2 separate regions of the Mus musculus genome follow, and region 2 is linked to region 1. The links are chromatin contacts, found by Hi-C or POLR2A ChIA-PET in ENCODE. All regions are on one chromosome and are shown on one strand. The core of a region is the stretch at or near the end of the contact, and the rest is flanking DNA. Distances in the headings are between cores, read along the strand shown.

Region 1 (5,836 bases), core at 2,318-4,817:
TGTTTAGGAAGTCTGTCTAAAACAAAACAACACACCCTAACATTCTCAAACAAACAAACAAACAAACAAATAAAATGTTTGTATGTAAGTATGTTTTTTATGTTTGTGTGTGCTCATGAGCATGCGCACCATGATCCACCTGTGGAGGACATGCAGACGTCAGTCCTGTCTTTCTATCACTAGGGATCATCCTAGGGATCAAGCTTAAGTCATCAGGCTGATGGCGAGTACCTTCACTCACTGAGCCAGCTTGCTGACTCTGAAAGTTCCTGTATTTTATGATGCTTTAGCAACCTGAGGCCTTGCTAGCTTAGGAGAGATGGTCCTTCCCAGAACTAGCTAACTCATAGACAACAGGTGTGTTGCTGTCTTATCAGTACAAAATCAACAACTCCAGAACCCTTCACCTTTCCTTTATCTGAGGTTTACTAACTGAACGGCACTTTCATTCTAAAGGCCCAGGGCTGATACAGACACCATGGAGAATCTCCTTGAAGCCAGAGCAGAGGATATCACTCACATTGCCTGTTCTACTAGCCCATCATGCCTGGGTCCTGAGCCTGCTCACATACACCTGCACTGATTTAATTCTTTCTGTAGAAACCATGTCAAACGTTCTGGACCATGCCCCTCTCTGCTCTCTGACTGACATGACCATGACCTGCATTTTCCTCTTGAAACAGAAGAGTCAGCACCCTTTTCTTCCCTCTCTTTTGTATACACCTGTGTGTGTTTATTTGTGTGTATATATGCAGGCATGTGTGTATAAGCTCATGCTCCAGTGCACACACACACATGGAGGCCAGAGGTCAGCCTTTATTTATTTTAAAATACTTAGTAACTTCAAAATTATTTGTTATTTATATTTTGAGACAGTGTCTCACTTTGAGCCCTGGTTGGCCTGGAACTCACAGAAATTGGCCTGCCTTTGCCTACCATGAGTTGGGATTAAAGGTGTGTGCCACTATGCCTGGCTCCCTCCTGTTCTGTTCTGTTCTTTAGACAGGGTCTCATTTGGTAGCCCAGGTTGACCTCTAATTTGCCATATAGCTGAGGGAGACCATGTACTCCTGATCCTCCAAAGTCCACCTCCCAGCCCTAGGATGACCGACTTGTGCCACAATGCCTAGGTTTGTTGGTTTATGTTGAGACAGAATCTCATTATGTAGCCATGATTGGCTGGAACTTGTAGTCAAGGGTGGCTTTGAACAGAAATCTGCCTGCCTCGACCACCTCACAGCTGGGATTAAGGCAGGTGCCACTACCCCTGTTCCATGTTAGTTTCTGAAATGCAGTTTCTTGATAAGGCTGAAGCTCAGGCCTGTTGTGTATGGACTGAGCTAGGCTGGCTGGCTAATGAGTTCCAGGGATCTGCCTGCTACCTCTCCCAGTCCCAAGTGCTAGGGTCATAAATGCACACTACTTGTGCTGGGCTTTTACTGTTGGGTTTTGGGAGCTCCGAACTTAAGTTTCCATGATTGAGACACAAGCACTTTACAGAGGCATCTCCTCACCCTTACCCCTCCTTTTTTAACCTGGAATTTGCCAATTTGGCTAGGCTGGCTTGCCAGTGACCCCCAGGGATCTATCAGCCTGTCTCTGTGGATGGGATGAAAAGCGCACTACTGCTCTTTATGTGTGTTCTAGGGAACTCAGGCCCTTATGCTTGCACAGCAAATACTTCACCCACTGAGCCATATCCTTTGCCCCTTCTTTCCTTTTTTTCTATTGTTCTATACGGAGGGTGGAGCCCATGGCCTTGTGCATGCTGGGCAAATGCTCACCACTAAGCTACTGCCTCAGCCTCAACAAACACTTCTCTCAAAGGCAGTTGTCTATGCACCTGTCATCTTGCCTTTCCTGATGCAAACAAATAAGGGATTGGTTTTTGTTTGTTTGTTTGTTTGTTTTATTTATTTATTTATTTTTTGAGACAGGGTTTCTCTGTGTAGCCCTGGCTGTCCCAGAACTTGTTCTGTAGACCAGGGTGACCTCAAAACTAGAGATTCAACTGCTTCTGCCTCCGAGTGCTGGGATTAAAGTCGTGCATCACTGTGACCTCCCAGCATCAAACCAGGATGTTTTGAAACAGTCTAAAAGTAAAAGACCAAACTGCAGGACACTTGTAAGATGCCCTATGAGGAGACATCTGTCTGACTCTTCGAACACTCTGGGGAAATCTCTTCTCTGGAGAAATTTTTAATCTGGCCTGTGGTCTCAAGGTCTGTGACATTCTTTTCTATTCCTGGGTCCCCACAGTCACCAGATGAGAGCAGGCTGCTCATCTGCACACAGCAAGGACCACATTTGGTCTAGTGCAACCCTCAAGCTACCTTCCTTGTGAGATGGCTCACAAACCCAGGATAGAAAACTTTCTGGGAACTTCAAGCAGGGCCAAGTGCTTCAGCCTTCAGGCACATACCCCTGCCCCTGACTTCCTACAGGAGGTAGGAACAATGAGCATGAGGTTGGCAGTAATAGGACCAGCACAGCAAAGCTCCAAGGCTCAGAGAGGTGAATTCACCTGCCCGGGTCACACAGCTGGTCCTCTGTGGGACACCAGTGCTAACCACTTTGACTCATCAACTGGAGAGGACAAAACCAGGCTAATGTGTAGGTTTGTAACCCTGCCTGTCCTCCATTTCGTGTGGCAGGGCCCTTATTCTTGGCCAGCGGACTTTGGGAATGTATAGCTGGCTGGCTGGCTGAAGTAGGTGGGTATGAGCTTTTCTTTCTCCTCTCTTCTTCATCCTGGCCCTGGGTTGTACCTGGAAGTACCTGGGTCTGCTTGGAAAGATATTGAAGGACTCTAGATGCTCAAGAGTGCCTTTATCTGGAAAGCCAGGTCCTTGTCACTTAAGACCAGGTCTCATCTTTGTTTCAATCGATGTTGTTGGGTGAACAGCTAAAATCACATGAAGAGAGGTGAAGAGGCTATTGAGAGGTAAGTTTAGTTTCAGACGTTTTGTGCACTCAAGGCACTGACTTTGATGGGCTGGCAAGCTGGCTACCAGCACAACCAGAGCTCTCAGTGGATGCCCATACTGTAGTCTACATATCCTTAGCCTACATATCCATCTGGCTTGCCTGAACCCTACTCCTTAGCTCTCAACCTTCCGGGAGGCTCCTCTGTGCCCCCAGCCTTCGGGGTGTCCTCCTGCCCACCAGGTACATACTTCTATCCTAGGCCCTTTACACTGGACTCTTGGACTTAGAGGACCTAGAGTGTCTTCCCAGGCGCGACTGTCTCTTTCTTGTATGACTACATCCGGAGCACTCTGTGGAATCCACACTATTTCAGTGATTTATTGGAGGTCGCCCCATGACTTGGGGTGCTTCGGGGACATGAAGGCAAGGATCTTTGACTGTCTTGTTTACTGTTGTGTGGCCAGCTTTGAGGACATGCCAACTGGGGAATGCGCTCCCACGCGGGGCTGGCAGGTGAAGGAAAGGTCAAGTGAGCGAGGGTCATCCGAAGCCAGAGATTGTCTGCCCAGGCCAGCCTGTTCTACCCGTGCGCTAGATAGGCCCGCCCTCTAGCGGCCAGCTCTGGATTTGTAAGGGAAAGCCTCAGGGGAGCCCATCTCTGCCCCTCCCCCACGCCTCAGGCACTCACTTTGATCTCGATCTGCTCCTCCATCTCTTTACTCTTCATAGCTGCGTACTCCTTCTCCAGCCTGTGAGGACGGGGCACACGGTCAAAGTCCCGTCTCCCTGGGGTTGAGGTGGGCTTCCCATTTGAGTTCTCCACGCCCGGGCACTGACCTCTTCATCTTTTTAGGGTTGTACTTGACCTGATAAGCCTTGAGGACCAGCTTGTCTGGGCAGCTGTCAAACTGGTGGGGGATGACTCTCTGGAAGTACTGTGGAGACACAGGGAGTCATGGTCACTTGGGCCCTGACCACCAGGTCTGCCAGAGCTCTAACTGTATTCTGATTTGCCTGAGGCTTCTCTTTGTCTCAGCACTCAGGCTGTTTGTTTTTGGTTATTCAGCCAACATTTGTTGTGCAAATGAATTGACTGCAGGAGAGAGAACAGCTAGACTAGAAGGGAGGCCTGCCTTCCCAGCAGGCTTTTGGGGGAAGCGTGAGAAAACTGGGGCTGAGGCTGAGAGTGGGGATCAGCTTGGCCTGCAAAGCCTGACCTGAGTCCCATCCCTGGAACCAACAGTGGAAAGAATAAGAGAGTGGAAGTAGAGAATTGAATTGTGAGATACTGTGTGCCATGAGCCCTCCTCCTCTCTCCCTCTTCCCACCCCCACATTAACACTAATAATAAATAAAATTAAGACAATCTGGCCAGAGGACCTCCTGAAGGCAGGGCTGGGTGAATGGGGTCTGAGCATGGGGGAACCCTCCGTAGGAAGTGGGTAGACAAGCTCAGTGGACACAGGTCCTATTCCTCTGCCCAGCTGCTCCAGTCAGGCAGTCTTGGACAATGTATGGCCGTGTTCGCAAACACAACTGTGGTCTTTGTGCATTCTTTTCTGAAGCACCAGCTGGAGGATGCTGGGAGGGAATAGGGGCCTGTGTGATGGGGAAACCATGGTGAGGGGAAAGCTGGCTTTGGATCTAGCAGACTGTGCCAGGAGAAGGCGCAGGCAGGGAGGAGCAGGGTATGAGGCTACCTCAAGATGCCTGGCTCCTTCCCGTGTCCCCCAGGCTGAGAGCTGGGATGAAAACATACTGAAAACCTCCCAAATGTTTACTCTCAGGGTTTACTTTGCAGGCAAGCTTTGGGGACCTGCAACAAGTGGGTAGGAAAGAGTGAGTAGGACTTCCCCAAATCAGTTGAGTGTTGGCCTTCTCTTCTCCCCAGTACTAGGTTGCTGGCTCTGGGTTGTATCTGACAGAGCCTGGGGTTCCTCAGGGGCCTCAAGGGACGGAAGAAAGGATCCCAGATGCTCAGGAGTGACTTCTATTGGGAAGCCAGCCCCTCCCTTGTCACTTAGAATCTTTGTTTGTTTTTTGTTTTGGTTTGCTTTTTTTCAAGACTGAAACAAACTCAGAGATCTGCGTACCTTTGCTTCTCAGGTGCTGGAATTAAAGGTATGCACCATCACTGCTAGACCTATTGCTTAGAATCTTGTATAGCTCAGGTTAGCCTTAAACTTCTGATTCACCTGCCTTCACCTCCTGAGTGTTGGGACTAAAGACATACATCATTATGCCTGCTTATATAATGCTGTAAAATGGAACCCAGGGCTTTGTGCATGCTAGGCAAGCACTCTACCAACTAGCCATGGGATTTCCAGTGCCTGTCACCTCCAGGAGAGACAGTTTCATCTTCCCAGCCATCCTGACCCACCTGGGACATGCCCTCCATGTCCAGTTGCATCAACTCTGTCTGGTTCACTTGCAGCAGGGCAAGGCCTACTCGGAACACAATCTCCAGTCCCTGCAAAAGCAACCATAGTCCCATGAGCTTGCTGTCCTCCCATTAATAATCCCTCACCAATGAGCTTCCTGTCTCCCACCAGGAGGCTCAGACCCTCCTTGCATTCTAGCCCCTCCTTTGTCCTGTTAGCTAGGACTCCTTTTGGGATGTGATTCTCTCCACGTGCAGAGTGGAATGGGCAAGGGTGTCCTGTGGGGCACTCACCTCATACATAAAGATATCAAAGACCCGGGTGGCAACAGGCAGGGGGAAGGTGGTAAGGAAAAGCGTAAGGAACCAGGACGATGCATACATGGACGTGTGGAAGCTCTGTGAGCGGAAGTGGGTATTCAGGTCCGGAAGCTGCTCCTGTGTGGGGATGGAGAGGGAAGCATTGGGCCTCAGTGCCCCTCACCTCCAAGGAGTATTTGCTGACCTACCCTGGGCAGCCAAGGTCCC
Region 2 (6,176 bases), core at 3,290-5,789, 45 kb before region 1:
GAAAGGAGTTAGCATCTAGCTGGCCACCAAGGACTCGGCGTTCTCATCTTCCCCTTCCTGGTATCCCTTCGGCCAAGCTGGAACAGTCCCCTGCTCTGCTGGCTAGGGCCTTCTTCCCCACCCCCTGGGCATCTTCAGGGTCCTTCCTCCTGCCCCTCTGACCTGAAAGGAGATGGGGTGGCCTGGTGGGAGAGGGGTAGTCCCACAGGCTGAGGGCTTATCCTCAAGTACATACTGCAGAGAAGTGAGGGGTCTCTGCCAGGGAGCTTCCCTGGCAGAGCTCTCTGTTCCCTCTCAGTGCCAGGAAGCAGCCCAGGGCCGCAGTGCTCACATGGGGAATGTGTGAGGACAGAATGCCCATCAAGAACCTGGCCTGGCCACCAACACTACACTGTGGATGACAAGAGCCAAGAGCTATGGAACTCTGGTTTCAGGCTGTCTTGCCCTAGATTAGACTCCTAGGCCAGGGAGGGCCACCTTCTGTCCAGCTGTCTCATCTGTGCACCTCCCAGCCAGGCCTGCAGAGCTGGGGTCAAGGGATCGGGAACAGAACCCCAGGGTAAGCTTGATTTCTTGTGAAGAGAGATCGATGGTGATCTAATTGGCAAAGCTCTTCCAGGGGCTAGCTGGGCTGGCCAGGGGGGAAATGCTGGGCCAGGGAGGGGAGCTTGGTACTTCCCAATGGCCTGCATGCGGACAGCTCGGGCATGCTACAGGCAGATAGCAGGCAGGCAGCAGGCACCCCAGGACGGGCGGGTAGTGTTAGGGTGAGGGATGACAGGAGAAAGACAGACAGGAGGAGCCAAGACTTGGGACCCAGCTGCCCAGAGGAGGTGCTGCAGAGACAGCCAGAGAGGATATGAGACATTAAGAGGACATTCCTTGAAGAGCTAGGGGGTCTCTCTGGCCTAGAGGCAGGGGCCGTGAGCCCCCTTGTACATGGAAGCATCTGCTCTCCATGAACCTCTCATACTTCAAGGGTCCCAAGGCTCCCGGAGGCTAGCTCAGCTCAGGACAGCAACAAGCACCCTTCAAGCATCACTTCGCAGAAGGCCTGGAGCCTGCCACTTTCTAACACACCTCTCCACCCTTATCTTTACTACCGTCTCTTCCCACAGTCCCTCTAATGGCGTTTAGTAACTTGGGCCCAGCAATTAATGGTCAGAGACAAATGGGCTTTTACTGCAGATATCCAGGTCTTTTCTAGTTCTGGTAGTTGGGGCCCAACTGTATCCAGACTCACTAGGAACTGTCCACAGCTCACGTCCATGAGTACATGTGTGATCCTTCTTTGTCTGGCAACTCAGCTCTCTGGAGTGACCACACCTCTAACCTCTGTACTCCCTGCCAGTCCCCTGACCCACACAGACCATCAAGCCCTCTTGGGTTGCTCCAGATCCAGGGAAAAGGCTGCTGGCCCCACTCTCTGAAGCATGGATTTGGTGGAAAAGGGGGGAGAGAGAGAGACAGACAGACAGACAGACAAAAGCCCTGAGAACAGAAGTTAGAGGGGTTTAGAGCCACACGGCAGGCCTAGAAAGTAGATTAAGTATAAGTCAGTGAAGGAAAACAAAGTGAGAATGATTGAATGAATGAGAGAAAGCAAGACAGACCATGGAGACATGTACCCACTTATGGGATCCATATGTGTGCAGGCTACCAGCCCAACATACATACACTCATGTGCAAAAAGACAAACATGTACATACAGCACACATACACGCATCCATGTATACACACAAGCTGGGACACACTAGCACCAATAGTGAGCTCTTCTCATTTCTATCAACACAGGTGCTCTCTTACACACACAGGACATTACACACCTAGGAACTAGCACAGCTGATCTACCTAGCATTGGAGACCTTAGGTTGGAGGAAGGGGTGGAGGGGGGAGGTCTTGTTTCCCCTAACCTCTTGGTATACTTTTGTTCAAACCCTGTATCCTCCATAGGCTTTCCCTGAGAGACCCCTCTGCAGAGACCCTACTAGACTATTCTGCTGGATCAGACACATGCTTCGTGACCACTAATGGATCCCGTCCATCCTGCATCCTCAGCCCCACAGGATAGGAGCTTGATCTGTTTTACTTACTGCTAGGTTCCTGGTTCTGAAAGGAGACACAGTACACAAATAATGACACTCATTCACTTCATAGTTGAGACAGATTAAATAAGAGCAGTGCACCTATCTCTACCTACTTTATTTATACACACACACACATCATTGTGTGCCCACTTAGCAGACTCCTGCTCATTAAGGGAGCTCATTTCATCTTCTAGGATTCCAGATTGAGCCAGAGAAGAAATGAGAAGACTAATGGACACAGAGAAAGTATAGCCAGGCTCACATTTCTGTAGTTAAGGGAGAGTGAAAATGAAGACACAGAACTCTCTTTCCTTCTCTCTCTCCCTAAGTTATACACACACACAAATACACCCACACACCCACATACAGCATAGGGTAGGGATGGCATTCTGCAGCTGGGGCAGCGGTTAGGTCAATGTGCAGATATGCAAGCAGCAATGATAAAAAGGCTGGTACCTGCTCGCTGGGACGGGGCAGGAGCAGGGCTTAGAGTGATCACAATAACTGGATGGGGAAAGGAAGAAAAGAGAAAAAAAAAAACACCACAATAAATCACAACAGAAACAACCGATTTGTCCAACAGAAAAGAAATCAAATCATAATGAAGAGGAGGGGGAGGCACAAGGCACCAAACTGCAGAGATGGGTAGAAACCAACAGAGATGGGATGATGGCAGGAAGGTGTGGAGCTGACAGAGACAGACACCTGCAGGGGACTCCTTGGGGCCTGCCAGCCACTAGCCTTACCAGGTCTTACTCTGCTCTAGGGACAGGCAGCTCTTATGGCACCTAGAACCCTATTCCCAACCCTGTCTCATCCACAGGGCCGTGGAGGGATGGCCCTGGAATCCAGCAGGGGCCCAACCTCTGGTCCCAGGCAGAATCAGTGAAATGCATCCCCACCTCTGGGTATCTCCAGTTCCTGGAAGAAACTCCCAGGAAGGAAACGTGGAAGACTTTGTCCAGAAGGGGTAGGGATGGAGGGAATCCTGAATGCCTCTTCAGGAAGATGATCAAGCTGTGAAGGTCAGTCAGGCCAGGTGGCCAGGTAGTGAACAGAATTTTCACCTACAGGAGGCTGCCTTTCCCCTCTTACCATAGTGACCACACAGACAACTATAGTATGTATACTCCAAAGATTACATCACAGAGGATATAAAGAAGACATTCTGCTGAATCAAGAGGGACAGAGGAAGGGTTGGACAGAGAGGGGAGAAAAAAAGCCAGATTCTTTCAGCAAAGACAACTTGGGACAGGGGTATCTGGGATACAACAAGGATGCTAACTGTGGTCATGGTGGACAAGCTGGATGTGTGTCTAGAAAGGAAGAGGAAGCACTTTTGGTACAGGACCGTATGTCAGGAGGCAGGCCCAAAGACAGTAGGCTCAGAAAGGAGGTGCGTTTCTACTCGATGGGACTACACTGGTTACAGGTGTCTGTAGTAGTAGCAGTCACTTGAGCCCTGTAGACAAAGGCTGCCAGGCTGAGAGATGGCTATGTGTTTCCTGAGGGCTAGACAGCAATAGTGAAAAGTAGTTGGTCATTAGAGATATGAGGTGCCCCTGTATGTAGGAGGCAGTGAGCTGGGTCCAGTGACAAGGTCCTTCCAAGCTTAGAAGGAGCCATCTGATATGACCAAAGAAGTCAAATAGAAGCCTCCAATCAAAACGGATGTAGATGAGGACTTAGTGACCTACATGGGCAGATAGGCATGCACGTGTGTGGACTGTCTGCTAGGGGAGGGGACCTCTTGACAGTCACTGACTCGGCAGGAGTGGAACCACTGAATCAGAAGAGATATAACTGTTTGCAGAGTTAAAAGACTTGGTTGTAGTCACAGCGGCGTAGCTTCGAGTCTGAAAGCCTGCAAGGTGCAGGTGACAAGGCTCCGGAAGCCGACCACAGGGTGAGGGACTAAGCTCTCAGGTACCAACGGTGTGAACTTCGGGACCGCGGTACGTGGGCGGAGAGAGTCGCCCTGGAGACTGCCCACCCGACTTCCAGGTCACCGTGACCCTCTCCCTGCAAGCCGACAGCACAGAGAGTGGAGGGGAGGAGAGCTAGCGCCCCGGAAGCGGGGGCAGGATCTGCCCGGTGGGCGGGGCCTCCCAGTGCGCGCCCCGCCCCGCCCGCCCCTCCCCCACGAGGCCGTGCTTACTGGGCCTGGGCCGCTGTGGGCTGATATCCAAGTTGAGGTCGATCCTCCTGCGGGCCTCACGGTTCTCCTGCTTCAGCTTGGCTTCCAGGCGGGACAGCTTCTGCTCCAGGGAGGACGCCGCCATCTTCCCCGCCGCCGCTGCCGCCGCTCACCGCCAGGCCACCCGTCAGTCCGGGGTAGACAAACACCGCACTGCGCCTGCGCTCGGATGACCCCGCCGAGCCGCCGTCCTGCCTAGACCACCCCAGCGCGTGCCCGCCCTGCCTCGCGTGCATAACGCCGCGCGTGCGCACTGGGTTCCAGTAGGAAGCTGATGCCACCTAGAGCCCGAGGCGGGCCTCATGCATTGTCATGGCCTATCGCTGCCTTCCGCAGTGCGCATGCGTGAAGTTTCAGGCGATTAAGCGCTGTTGGAAATCACTTAAAAAAAAAAAAGAAAAAAAGAGAGAAAGCGAAGTCCGGTCAACCGCACGCCTGCGTGCAGAAGCGGGAGACCGGCCAAGCTCGCGCCTTTACTGCACACGCTTACGGCTGTTCCCAGATTATTCTTCACTTCGTGTGCATCTCTAGGGCGCTCTGGTGCCCGCGCCCTCACGGAACAACCTTCCTCGTCTAGGACGGTCTTTCATGAGGACCTGTTATGCTTAATTGCGGCCTGAACTCTCGCTGTTAGCATGGAGCCGCCTCCTCACCGTAATTAGGTGCCCATGGTAATCCCTTTCCATTTCAGCCAGTCCCAGCACAGTGAGAGTAGCCCTGACAAGTGGAGAGGGAATCCAGAGTTGGTGATTCCTGAGCTCGGTGTCAGAATCAAGGTTAAGGCCAGACTTTCTGCCCCATTCCTATCCTTTCGCCCGGAGAATCCGGACTTGAAACCAATGTTATCTGAAGACAGTCCCTGGGGTTAGATGCCTCTGCCCTGCTAGCCCCATCCCCACCCTGCATTAAGTTCTTCCAAGAGTGCTAGGATAAAGTTTGTGTGTAAATTCGGGTCGTTGAATGTGCAGGGACATTCAGCAAGAGACCAAACCCAGGAGGTCAGGCTGCGCACAACTCCGGAAGCAACAGTGAACACTTTGGGATGGGCCTTGGCCTTTAAAGGCTTCTTAGAACTCCTTTGGTAATGACCTATGGGTGGAGCAGAGAGAAGCTTAGAGTTAAAAGGATAAAAGAGGAGAGGAAAATTGGATTGGTTTTGTTTTGTTTTGTTTTGTTTTCGCAACAAGGTTTCACTGTGTAGTTCTAGCTGCCCTGTAACTCTGTAGACCCGGCTGGCCTGGAACTCAAGAAATCCACCTGCCTCTGCCTTCTGGAGTGTTGGGACTGAAGATAGGCATCACCACCATCCAACTGTTTTAGAGGGTGGGGTGAGGTAGATTCTTTAGGAAAAAAAAAAAAAAAAAACCTAGGCAGAAAACTACCCAATTTCTCTTGATTCTACTTCACCTCGTTGAAGTAACTTGGATATCCTTCCTCCCAGGACAGACAGCCTGATTTGATAGACAGGTGTCATCATTTGGCCCCAGTTATAGGCAGCTTAGACAATCATACTGTACAAGGAGGTGGAAATTACCGTTCTCGTTTATTAAGCACCCAGTGGTATATGCTCCCCTGCACAGGAAACATTCAAAAGAAAATCCCTGAATGAACTGGGAAAAAAGGTAGCCTTCACCAGCACTGGACTCAGGTGGGAATGTGTGACAGGAGACTCGGCTTACAGTTTCTTCTTTATGTTCCATGAGCATTGTCCTGAGAAAACACTGCTTAACTTGATGGGACTCCCTACGGCTCGAGAAAAGGGGCTCCATAGCTGACATGTCAGTATTCCATTCTTAGTTGTTTTGAGATGAGCTATGCTCCGTCTCCCAGGCTACCTCCAACCTTTCACGCCTCCTCCCTCCACCTCCAGAGTACTATACAGGCATCTCTAC

The links. Hi-C counts contacts between places; a loop is a spot of excess contacts on that map. ChIA-PET counts read pairs that join two places held with the same protein, here RNA polymerase II (POLR2A).
Region 2: a loop to region 1 is called in a map of heart, with 2.1 times the contacts of the local background. The contact joins the promoter of Map2k7 here to the enhancer-like site in region 1. A Hi-C loop is called at or near these places in 6 of 37 maps with a recorded cell type or tissue (gastrocnemius, heart and left cerebral cortex). POLR2A ChIA-PET finds 5 or more read pairs at or near these places in 5 of 5 experiments (Patski and embryonic stem cell).

The regions. Positions count from the first base shown.
Region 1 is chr8:4,191,147-4,196,982 of GRCm38, reverse strand. Evi5l (ecotropic viral integration site 5 like) reads right to left here. Exons shown (of 20, transcript NM_001346730.2): 7 at 5,603-5,746; 8 at 5,309-5,398; 9 at 3,766-3,863; 10 at 3,617-3,677. Among named protein-coding and RNA genes, the nearest start is that of 4932443L11Rik, 12 kb to the right of the region's middle. Within about 2 kb of position 3,567, at least 1 of the 3 ENCODE cell types and tissues checked has a DNase peak (open chromatin) inside an H3K27ac peak, as active enhancers do; it is heart, where a contact is called at or near this core.
Region 2 is chr8:4,237,103-4,243,278 of GRCm38, reverse strand. Map2k7 (mitogen-activated protein kinase kinase 7) reads right to left here and starts at 4,539. Exons shown (of 12, transcript NM_001164172.1): 1 at 4,246-4,539; 2 at 2,544-2,591. The coding sequence starts at 4,369. It overlaps Lrrc8e (leucine rich repeat containing 8 family, member E), which reads right to left. Exons shown (of 3, transcript NM_028175.2): 3 at 5,809-6,176.